Regions from separate parts of the Homo sapiens genome. Here region 1 is linked to region 2. The links are chromatin loops, found by intact Hi-C in ENCODE. Cell type or tissue: lower leg skin. All regions are shown on one strand. Each heading gives the region's core, and the rest is flanking DNA. Links, peaks and the distances in the headings are about the cores only. Region 1 overlaps A2ML1 (alpha-2-macroglobulin like 1). Region 2 overlaps A2ML1-AS1 (A2ML1 antisense RNA 1).

Region 1 (5,374 bases), core at 204-5,203, 75 kb after region 2:
TTGATGATACAGGGAATTCCAGCCCCTCAAGTGTCCCATATCCTTGAACGGCATGGGGGTGTTTTCTGAAGTTGTCGCTGTGATCTAAAACCACATTTGGCTTCCCAGGGTACCAGAAGGAGCTGATGTACAAACACAGCAATGGCTCATACAGTGCCTTTGGGGAGCGAGATGGAAATGGAAACACATGGTAATATCACCCAATTCCCAATGAGTTCTGTACTCCAGAGCATAATTCCTGAGCCCTCTGGAACTATTCCACTACCTCTCCCCTTAACCCCTTTCCTTCTTGCACTCAGTCTTCTACCTCTTTAATACTGTTTATTTCACCCTCATGGATGGTCAAGTCCCTCGATCTTCCTGAGCTTGTGCCTCCCCTGTTCTTGTCCTCATTGGTGCCCATTAATGCCTCTCTTTTCTAGGCCTGCTATGGCATATGTTCCCTCAGCTCCCCTTCTGGAAGTATACACCCAAATAAATGAAGAAATGATTGCACCCTCACCTGGAAATTCCTCTTCATGCCATATTTTCCTCTTTACCCATGTAGGCTGACAGCGTTTGTCACAAAATGCTTTGGCCAAGCTCAGAAATTCATCTTCATTGATCCCAAGAACATCCAGGATGCTCTCAAGTGGATGGCAGGAAACCAGCTCCCCAGTGGCTGCTATGCCAACGTGGGAAATCTCCTTCACACAGCTATGAAGGTGCGGATCTGTCCAGGAGCCTGCAGCCAACCACTGTCTCGAAGGACCCCACACCTCTGACCGAGTAGAAGCAAAAGAGCACTGGCCTGGGAATCAGTTTTCTCCTGATCTCCACTGTGGCTCTGGGTGACCGTGATCAAAATGCTTAGCTGGTCTGGGCCTCAGTTTTCATGTCTGTAGAATGAGAATACAGATGAAGCCTGGGTGCAGTGGCTCATGCCTGTAATCCCAGCACTTTGGGAGGCCGAGGCGGGCAGATCGTTTGGGCCCAGGAGTTTGAGACCACCCTGGGCAACATGGTGAAACCCCATCTCTACAAAAAAAATATGAAAAATTAATCAGGCTTGTTAGTGCATGCCTGTAGTCCCAGCTACTTGGGTGGTTGAGGTTGGAGGATCACTTGAACCCAGGAGGTCAAGCCTGCAGTGAGCCGTGATTGCACCACTGCACCCCAACCTGGGTGACCGAGTGAGACCCTGCCTCAAAAAGAAAAAGAGAATGTGGACTGGAACATGGTTCTCAAAGCATAGTTCCCAGATCAGGAGCATTGGCATCACATGGGAACTTGTTGGAAACGCAGATTCTGACTCCCAGCCCACACCTACTGAATGAGAAACTCTGGGAGGGTGGGCCAGAAATTTGTGTTTTGACAAGCCCTCCTGATTATTCTGATACACACTGAAATTTGATACTACTGGACTAAAAGATCTCTGGGCCTCTTACTGTGTCACCAAATCCATCTGGGAAAGCCATTTCCTGTGGTGAGGACTAGTAGGCAGCCCAACGTCTTTTGTAAGAAGTTTACTCTATTGGGCACTATTCTAGGCACGTGGTTTATTTGATATTATTTCATGTTTACAACAAATCAATGAGCTAGGTATTGGTATGCCATTATTAATCCCATTTTACAGATGAAGAAACTAAGCCATGGAGACTAAGTAAATTGCCCAAGGTGCATGCTAATAAGTGGCAGGACTGAGATTTGAACCAGGCAGTTGCACTCCAGAGGCACTGCTTTCTTCTGTTCACTACCTTGTCTGTACCTGTCCCAAGCAGAGGGCGAGGCGTAGATCCTGCAGGATAACTTGTTCAATTCAGGACACACTCAGTGCAAGAAAGACTTGTATAAACTTTTCTAGAGAGATCACTTACATTGCTATTCCAGGGCAAGGATTAAAAATCTTGAGTGTTAAAAAAAAAATCTATTTATAGGATTCATTAGTCTTCCTCTGCAGGATCTTATTAGTCTCCCCTAAGTTTTTGTCTTCTTCTTCTCTTATACACTGTATGAAATATGCGTGGGGGCCAGGCGCAGTGGCTCATGCTTGTAATCCCAGCATTCTGGGAGGCTGAGGCGAGTGGATCATGAGGTCAGGAATTAGAGACCAGTCTGAAACCCTGTCTCTACTAAGATAAAGGACTTGACTAGAGCAAGATCTCAGAGGTATTCTTCCTTCTTTCCCTTTTTTTTCTTTTCTTTTTTTCTTGAGACAAGAGTCTTACTCTGTTGTACAGGCTGGAGTGTAGTTGCGCAATCCCAGCTCACTGCAACCTCTACCTCCTGGGTTCAAGTGATCTCAGCCTCCTGAGCAGCTGGGACTACAGGCATGTGCCACCATGCCTGGCTACTTTTTGTATTTTTAGTAGAGATGGGGTTTCACCATGTTTGGCCAGGCTGGTCTTGAACTCCTGGCCTCAAGTGATCCACCCGCCTTGACCTCCCAAAGTGCTGGGATTACAAGCGTGACCTATGCGTGCCCAGCCTCTTCCTACTTTCTTTTGAGAGCAGGCCAGTCCATTGAGAAATCCATCCTCTGTGTAGCCAAGGTTAGTGGTGTGGCACATGAGCTCCAGAGTTAAATGTCCTGGGTTCAAATTCCAGTCCTGCTGCAGATGAGCCATGTAACCGTGAGCAAGCTATTTAATCTTTTTATTTATTTACTTATTCATTTTTTTGAGACAGGGTCTCACTCTGTCACCCAGGCTGAAGTGCAGTGGCACGATCATGGCTCACTGCAGCCTTGACCTCCCCGGGCTCAGATGATCCTCCTACTTTAGCTTCCTGAATAGCTGGGACCACGGATCCACGTGCCACTACACCTGGCTAATTTTTGCAGGTTTTGTAGAGTTGGGGTTTTACCGTGTTGCCCAGGCTGGCCTCAAACTCCTGAGCTCAAGCGATCCTCCCCACCGACTTGGCCTCAAGCTGGGATAATAGGCATAAACCACTGTGCGTGACCACAAGCTATTTAATCTTGTTAAGTGTTTGTTTTCTTATTTATAGAATGAGGATAATAATTTGAGTAGATATTTTTAAAAATTTGCTTAGCTCTTTCTGGGAAAGGCGATAAGCAGGGAAGGTCTCACCTAATCTCTGCTGGAGAAGGGCTGGGTATTGTGCTGCTTGAGGGGAGCTGCATGTGAGGAGGCTCAGATGCGGTGATGCGGCAGATTCTCTCCTTATTCCTCCCTTCTTTAAAGCTCTTACCCTTCCTAACTCCTTCTCTTGGGTTTCTTAAATACCCACTCAGCTGAAGTCCACATGCTGCCTCCTGCAGGCTGTTTAAGGCTGTGCAGTTATGAAGTCCAAACTGTTCCCTCTTTGTGTGTCCTGGAGGCTTGGAGCTGCAGAAAGCCTGTGGAAAAAAGAGCTTTCTTTTCTTTTTTCTTTTTAAAAATTATTCATCTATTCAGAGGGGAGGCTGTTTTGCAATCTGCACATAATTCTTGCAGCTGCTGCCTGCTGCCCTGACTCACTGCCTCCCTGTTTGCCTCTAGGGTGGTGTTGATGATGAGGTCTCCTTGACTGCGTATGTCACAGCTGCATTGCTGGAGATGGGAAAGGATGTAGATGTAAGTTCTCCTGGCTCCTGCTCTTGATACCCTCCTTCTCATGCGTATTCCTAGAGACATTCACCCATCTTTGTCTCTAGTCACCCTTTTAAGGTCAAGAAGGATAAGATGATTTCCTGATTACTTGCCATTTTTAAAGGAATGCCTTATAAGTTATAGTCTTCATCTTCACTTTTTAGGACCCAATGGTGAGTCAGGGTCTACGGTGTCTCAAGAATTCGGCCACCTCCACGACCAACCTCTACACACAGGCCCTGTTGGCTTACATTTTCTCCCTGGCTGGGGAAATGGACATCAGAAACATTCTCCTTAAACAGTTAGATCAACAGGCTATCATCTCAGGTATGTTGGTCCTGTTGAGAGTTCTTTGAAATTGTGAACATAAGCTGTGAGTTATCTATAATCTCCCTAGTAACCTCTGTCCCACACATGTACTCTAGGATTCATTTTAGTAACAGTTATTAAGTCATCAAATTATTGTTGGGAGGTTTGTGAGAAACACACGCAAGTGCTCAAAGGGCATTTTTATACTTTTTTTTCTTTTCTTTTTGAGACGGAGTCTTGCTCTGTTGCCCAGGCTGGAGTGCAGTGGCGTGATCTCGGCTCACTCCAAGTTCCGCCTCCCGGGTTCACGCCATTCTCCTGCCTCAGCCTCCCCAGTAGCTGGGACTACAGGCGCCCACCACCACGCCCGGCGAATTTTTTGTATTTTTAGTAGAGACGGGGTTTCACCGTGTTAGCCAGGATGGTCTCGATCTCCTGACCTCATGATCCACCCGCCTCGGCCTCCCAAAGTGCTGGTATTACAGGCATGAGCCACCACGCCCGAGTTTCTCTCTTCTTGCCCAAGCTGGAGTGCAATGGCGTGATCTCAGCTCACTGCAACCTCTGCCTCCCAGGATCAAGCAACTCTCCTGCCTCAGCCTCCCGAGTAGATGGGATTACAGGTGTGTGCCATCATGCACAGCTAATTTTTGTATTTTTAGTAGAGAAGGGGTTTCGCCCTGTTGACCAGGGTGGTCTCGAATTCTTGACCTCAGGTGATCCACCTGCCTCGGCCTCCCAAAGTGCTGGGATTACAGGCGTGAGCCACCATGCCTGGCCACATTTTTATACTTTTAATGTGAAGAGAAACTACATTGAAGAAGCTAGTCGGAAAATATATTGGCATTGTGGAATCACCCTTTTGGAGATCTTTGAAAGTGCTTTGATGTAGGACCACTTTAAATATTTTTTAAATTTTTTATTTTACTTTTTATTTTTTTGAGACGGTGTCTTGCTCTGTCACCCAGGCTGGAGTGCAGTGGTGCAATCTTGGCTCACTGCAACCTTTGCCTCCTGGGTTCAAGTGATTCTCCTGCCTCAGCCTCCCGAGTAGCTGGGATTACAGGTGCCCGCCACCACACTGGCTAATCTTTGTATTTTTAGTAGAGAGGGGGTTTCACCATGTTGGCCAGGCTGGTCTCAGAATCCTGACCTCAAGTGATCCGCCCCTCTTGGTCTTCCAAAGTGCTGAATTACAAGCGTGAGCCATTGCACCTGGCCTGGACCACTTTAAATATATTTAGAATACTATTTGAAGTATGACAGATCTTGTAAATAAAATTTTAATGCATTTCATTTATCTGGCTGTGTATTTAAAATTATTCTTCCAGGCAGAAGTGCAGTCTCAGCCTTCATTTATATGAGCGTCATGGCTGAGCTGTCCTCTCACAGGGGGTCAGGTAGTTTTTTCTCTTGTGTCTAAGCAACTCCAGTCATGAAATGTGTGTCCGAGACAATGGGTTAAATACACCTGTTCCACCGTGTATTGGTTT
Region 2 (5,374 bases), core at 326-5,325:
CAATTTCCAGGGAGTTAGAATAGTTTTTCCTGAAGGAGAGTCAAATAAATTTGGGAAATAAGGTTGCTCTTGTAAAACAGTAATAGATTTAGCTTTTATTTTTTAATGATAAGAACATTAAATGTCTTCTAAGTCAGAATCAGAGTATATCTTTGTTAACTGAGCTCACCAAGACAAAGTGATAATAACACAAAACTGTGGTTTTTGGTAGTCTAATCAATTTAGAATGTTTTATTGTCATGTTAGTTGATTTTCTGTCTTTATTTGTATTTTTTCTTATCCTGGTTATAGAGACTTTTAAAATCTATGATTTAAATAAGTTGTGTTTTTCCCCCCTAGGTTCTTTTGAAGTAACCAGTGATCTTTTTTGCTTACCCTCATCAACAGAATGGATGAAGATAGATTTGACTGTGTGCTTTTTCAAGTGGAGAATATGAATATACAGAACAAGAAAGCAATAACTCCAACCTGTTTGATTCCGTCTGTTTTCTAAATAAAGACACTATGCGCTGGAAATAACATAGCATGCCGTGTGACTTGTTCTTTATATCAGTTCACTTTGGTCCAGATATCTAGACTTGATTTCTAGCTCCACATGTCATTCCCTTTTTTTCTACTCTTCGCCTTTTGCTCTTGAGTCCTTTGGTTCTTAACAGACTGATTTCTATGATACCTTCTAAAATGATTACTCCTCTTTTGGCACATAGGTGAGCACTATTCAATGGATTTTCCCCTGTCCTTTTTAATCACACTTTTATCTGTCCATGCTGAATAGTTGTTGCTGTACTTTTTAATCTCTGAAGAAATGCAAACTTTTTAAAAATTTCACCCTGAACATCATAGAGTGTACTTACACCTATATGGTACAGCCTACTATACACCTGGGCTATGTGGTATAGCTTACTGCTTGTAAGCTACTATCCTGTAGAGCATGTGAATACTGTAGACAATTGCAACGCAATGGCAACTATCTTATTAAAATTTAATGGCCGGACACGGTAGCTCATGCCTGCAATCCCAACACTTTGGGAGGCTGAGGCGGGCAGATCATTTGAGGTCAGGAGTTCAAGACCAGCCTGGCCTGGAAACCCTGTCTCTACTAAGAATACAAAAAATTAGTGGGGCATGGTAGCGGGCACCTGTAATTCCAGCTACTTGGGAAGCTGAGGCAGAATCCCTTGAGCCCGGGAGGCAGAGGTTGCAGTGAGCCAAGAACACACCACTGCACTCCAGCCTGGGCGACAGAGTGAGACTCCGTCACCAAAAAAAAAAAAAAAAAAAGCATGATGCTGGGCATGGTGGCCTACGCCTGTAATCCAGCACTTTGGGAGGCCCAGGTGAGCAGATTGCTTGAGGTCAAAGAGTTCGAGACCAGCCTGACCAACATGGTGAAACCCTATCTATCTCTACTAAAAATTATATATATAAAAATCAGCCAGGCATGGTGGCGCATAATCTCAGCTACTCAGGAGGCTGAGGCAGGAGAATCGCTTGAAAAGCCTTAGCTGGGCATGGTGCCTCACGCCTGTGATGCCAACACTGGTAGGTTGAGGTGGGCGGCTCACTTGAGCCCAGGAGTTCAAGACCAGCCTGGGCAACATGGTAAAATCCGGTGTCTACAAAAAAATGAGCCCAGCGTGGTGGTGCACACTTGTCCCAGCTACTCAGGAGGCTGAGGTGGCAGGATCACCTGAGCCCAGGAGATCGAGGCTGCAGTGAGCCATGATCATGCCATTGCACTGCAGCCTGGGTAACAGAGTAAGACCCTGTCTCAAAAAAAAACACTTTGATTATCATCATTTAACAAGTTTATTGTTAAAGCATGCATGGTAGTGTCACCTTGGATCCTCCAAAAGGCAGACACCAAGGTGGAGTCAGATACACTAGAGCTGTACTGAGGGAAATGCCTGTGAGGGATACAAGGGAGAGGGATCAGTAGGCAGGGAAGGCCTTCAGAATGCAATGTGCATGTGACAGAAGAGAGAGAAGAGAACTCAAACCTCAGCTGCTCTGAGAGTCTCCCAGCCTGATGAGGAATCTCAGAGCAGATTACCTATTAAGAGCAGTCCCAGATTGGGCAGAGATGGCCTGACTACTAGTCCAGAGCAGCCTGGGGAGAACACATGGTTTTCATGTGAGTGCTGTAACAGATCAGGAGGACTAGCAGCTGGTGGCTGTCAGATTTGTTACTTGCATCCAGTTTTCTTGAGAACTGAGTGGCACAATTCCACTCCTTAACACTGCACAGATCCACTTTACACCTTTGGGTAGCCCCTCCACAGTTCCATGAGCTTCTGATATAAACTCCACATCACATTGCATCTTTTCCTGCCACTGATACCCTCTTATACTATAAAGTTTATCAGATCATGTGGTCCAGTTTGTAGGGCTGCTTGCATCATAGCCTGAATCTTAATTTTCAACAGCCCTTTCTTGCTCCAAGGCCCTACTCAAGCCTAACATTTTTTTCATGTCATTTACTATATGGGTTGGAGTAGTGTTTCTAGGTGGAATGTCTTGCTTTCTGAATCTAGAGAACCCCAGAGTTACAGTGCTTGCTTCCTTGTAGCAGGTGATGCAAAATGTAGTGTGTCTTTTTACTTTGTAGAGTATTCCAGCATGCCCATGTCCCCTGGTCTCCTAGAACCCTTAAAGGAATGGCAGATCCTGGCCGGGAGCATTGGCTCACCCGGTGGCTCTGGGATTACAAAGCCTGTAATCCCAGCACTTTGGGAGGCCGAGGCGGGTGGATCATGAGGTCAGGAGTTTGAGACCAGCCTGGCCAAGATGGTGAAACCCTGTCTCTACTAAAAATACAAAAATTAGCCAGGCGTGGTGGCGCGCACCTGTAGTCCCAGCTACTTGGGAGGCTGAGGCAGGAGAATTGCTTGAACCCAGGAGGCGGAGGTTGCAGTGAGCCGAGATCGTACCATTGCACTCCAGCCTGGGCGACAAGAGCAAAACTCCATCTTAAAATAAAAAAAAAAAAAAAGGAATTGCAGATCCCCAAATCTATGTAGAGTTTCTCTCTCACCTGGGACACATAGCAAGGCTTCCGGTGTGCTAGCTACCTTACATTCATTTTGCTTATTTAGCATGATGTCATTGATGTAATGTTCTATGGAATGCCCAGATGGCCCACGTATTAGGCCATTCTTGCATTGCTATAAAGAAATACCTGAGACTGGTTAATTTACAAGAAAAGAATTGGCTCATGTTCCTACAGGAAGCATAGCAGCATCTTCCTTCCTGAGGGGAGGCCTCAGGAAGCTTGCATTTCATGGCGGAAGCCAAAGACAGAGCAGGTACATCACATGGTGAAAGCAGGAGCCAATGGGGGAAGATGCCACACACATGACCAGATCTCCAGAGAACTCACTGTCATGAAGACAGCAGCAAGCTACGCAGGATCTGCGCCTACGGCCCAAACACCTCCCACGAGGCCCCACCTTTAGCATTGGGGATTACAGTTCAACATGAGATTTGGGCAGAGACAAATATGCAAACTATATCATTCCATCCCAGCCCCTCCCAAATCTCGTCCTCACATTACGAAGTACAATTACGCCTTCCCAACAGTCCCCGCAAAGTCTTAACTCATTCCAGCATTCATTCAAAAGTTCCAAGTTTCAAATCCAAATTCTTATGTGGAAATGAGTTCCTTCTACCTATGAGCCTGTAAAATCAAAACAAGTTATTTACTTTGAAGATACAATGGGGGTTTGGGTATTGGCTAAACATTTTTGTTCCAAGTGGGACAAATAGGCCAAAAGAAGGGTTACAGAGCCCATCCAAGTTCAAAACCTAGCAGGGCAGTCATTAAATCTTAGACTCCATATTCCATATCCAGGGCACACTGCTGGCAGGGATGGACTCCCAAGGCCTTGGGCAGTTCTGCCCCTGTGTCTTTGCAGGGTTCACCCCTCTCAGGTGCTCTCACAGGTTGTTGAGTGCCTGTGGCCTTTTCAGGCTCAGGGTGCAAGCTGCAGGTGCATCTACCATTCTTGGGTCTGGAGGATGGTGGCCCTCTTCTCACAGCTCCACAAGGCAATGCCCCAGAAGGGACTCCATGTGGGGCCTCCAATCCCACATTTCCCCTCCGCACTACCCTAGTAGAGGTTCTTTATGTGGGCTCCACTGCTGCAGCAGGTTTCTGCCTGAACACCCAGGCTTTTCCATACATCCTCTGAAATCTAGGCAGAGGCTGCCAAGAACCCACCACTCTTGCACTCTTTGTACTTGCAGGCTTAACACCATGTGGAAGCCATTTACAACTTGTATTATCCAAAGTGGTAGCTTAAGCTGTACTTCGGCCCCTTTGAACCCTGGCTGGAGCTGGAGCTTCCGAGAGGTAGGGAGCAGTGTCCCAAGGCTGTGCAGGGCAGTGGAGCTCTGGGCCTGGCCCATGAAATCATTCTCCCCTCCTAGGTCTCAGGGCCTGCAATAGAAGGGGCTGCTGCATAGGTCTCTGAAATGTATTCAAGGCCTTTTTTCATTGTCTTGACTGTTAGTGAGAGGTGACAGCATGTTGGTGGTCCTCACAGCCCTCGCTCCCTCTTGGCGCCTCCTCTGCCTGGGCTCCCAATTTGGTGGCACTTGAGGAGCCCTTCAACCCACCGCTGCACTGTGGGAGCCCCTTTCTGGGCCGGCCAAGGCCAGAGCCGGCTCCCTCAGCTTGCAGGGAGGTGTGGAGGGAGAGGCGCGAGCGGGAACCGGGGCTACGCGCGGCGCTTGTGGGCCAGCTGGAGTTCCGGGCGGGCGTGGGCTTGGCGGGCCCTGCACTCGGAGCAGCCGGCCGGCCCTGCGGGCCCTGGGCAATGAGGGGCTTAGCACCTGGGCCAGCAGCTGCGGAGGGTGTACTAGGTCCCCCAGCAGTGCCAGCCCTCTGGCACTGTGCTCGATTTCTCGCTGGGCCTTAGCTGCCTTCCCGTGGGGCAGGGCTCCGGACCTGCAGCCCGCCACGCCTGAGCCTCCCACCCCCTCCATGGGCTCCTGTGCAGCCCGAGTCTCCTCGACGAGGGCCACCCCCTGCTCCACGGCACCCAGTCCCATCGACCACCCAAGGGCTGAGGAGTGCGGGCGCACGCAGGGGACTGGCAGGCAGCTCCACCTGCAGCCCCGGTGCGGGATTCACCGGGTGAAGCCAGCTGGGCTCCTGAATCTGGTGGGGCTTTGGAGAACCTTTACAATCCCTGAGCTAGACATAAATACACCAATCGGCACTCTGTATCTAGCTCAAGGTTTGTAAACACACCAGTCAGCACCCTGTGTCTAGCTCAGGGTTTGTGAGTGCACCAATTGACACTCTGTATCTAGCTGCTCTGGTGGGGCCGTGAAGAACCTTTATGTCTAGCTCAGGGATTGTAAATACACC

Evidence for each region. Hi-C counts contacts between places; a loop is a spot of excess contacts. Peaks named below come from ENCODE experiments on the same cell type or tissue, not always from the same donor. Only the 100,000 strongest peaks of a DNase experiment are listed, where the experiment ranks them.
Region 1: it touches region 2 in a loop (2.3-fold over the local background); 7 of 110 quality-filtered maps call a loop at or near these places.

What each region holds. Positions count from the first base shown.
Region 1 is chr12:8,857,399-8,862,772 of GRCh38, forward strand. A2ML1 (alpha-2-macroglobulin like 1) reads left to right here. Exons shown (of 36, transcript NM_144670.6): 25 at 109-190; 26 at 548-704; 27 at 3,483-3,557; 28 at 3,737-3,899. Among named protein-coding and RNA genes, the nearest start is that of A2ML1-AS1, 29 kb to the left of the region's middle. In lower leg skin, for the core only: no CTCF peak of the experiment used is centred there; DNase peaks (open chromatin) are centred at 2,803 and 3,223.
Region 2 is chr12:8,782,573-8,787,946 of GRCh38, forward strand. All of the region lies in intron 1 of A2ML1-AS1 (A2ML1 antisense RNA 1), which reads right to left. It also overlaps a transcript of RIMKLB not described here. Among named protein-coding and RNA genes, the nearest start is that of LINC02972, 3.0 kb to the right of the region's middle. RefSeq lists an enhancer at 5,033-5,374. In lower leg skin, for the core only: no CTCF peak of the experiment used is centred there; no DNase peak of the experiment used is centred there.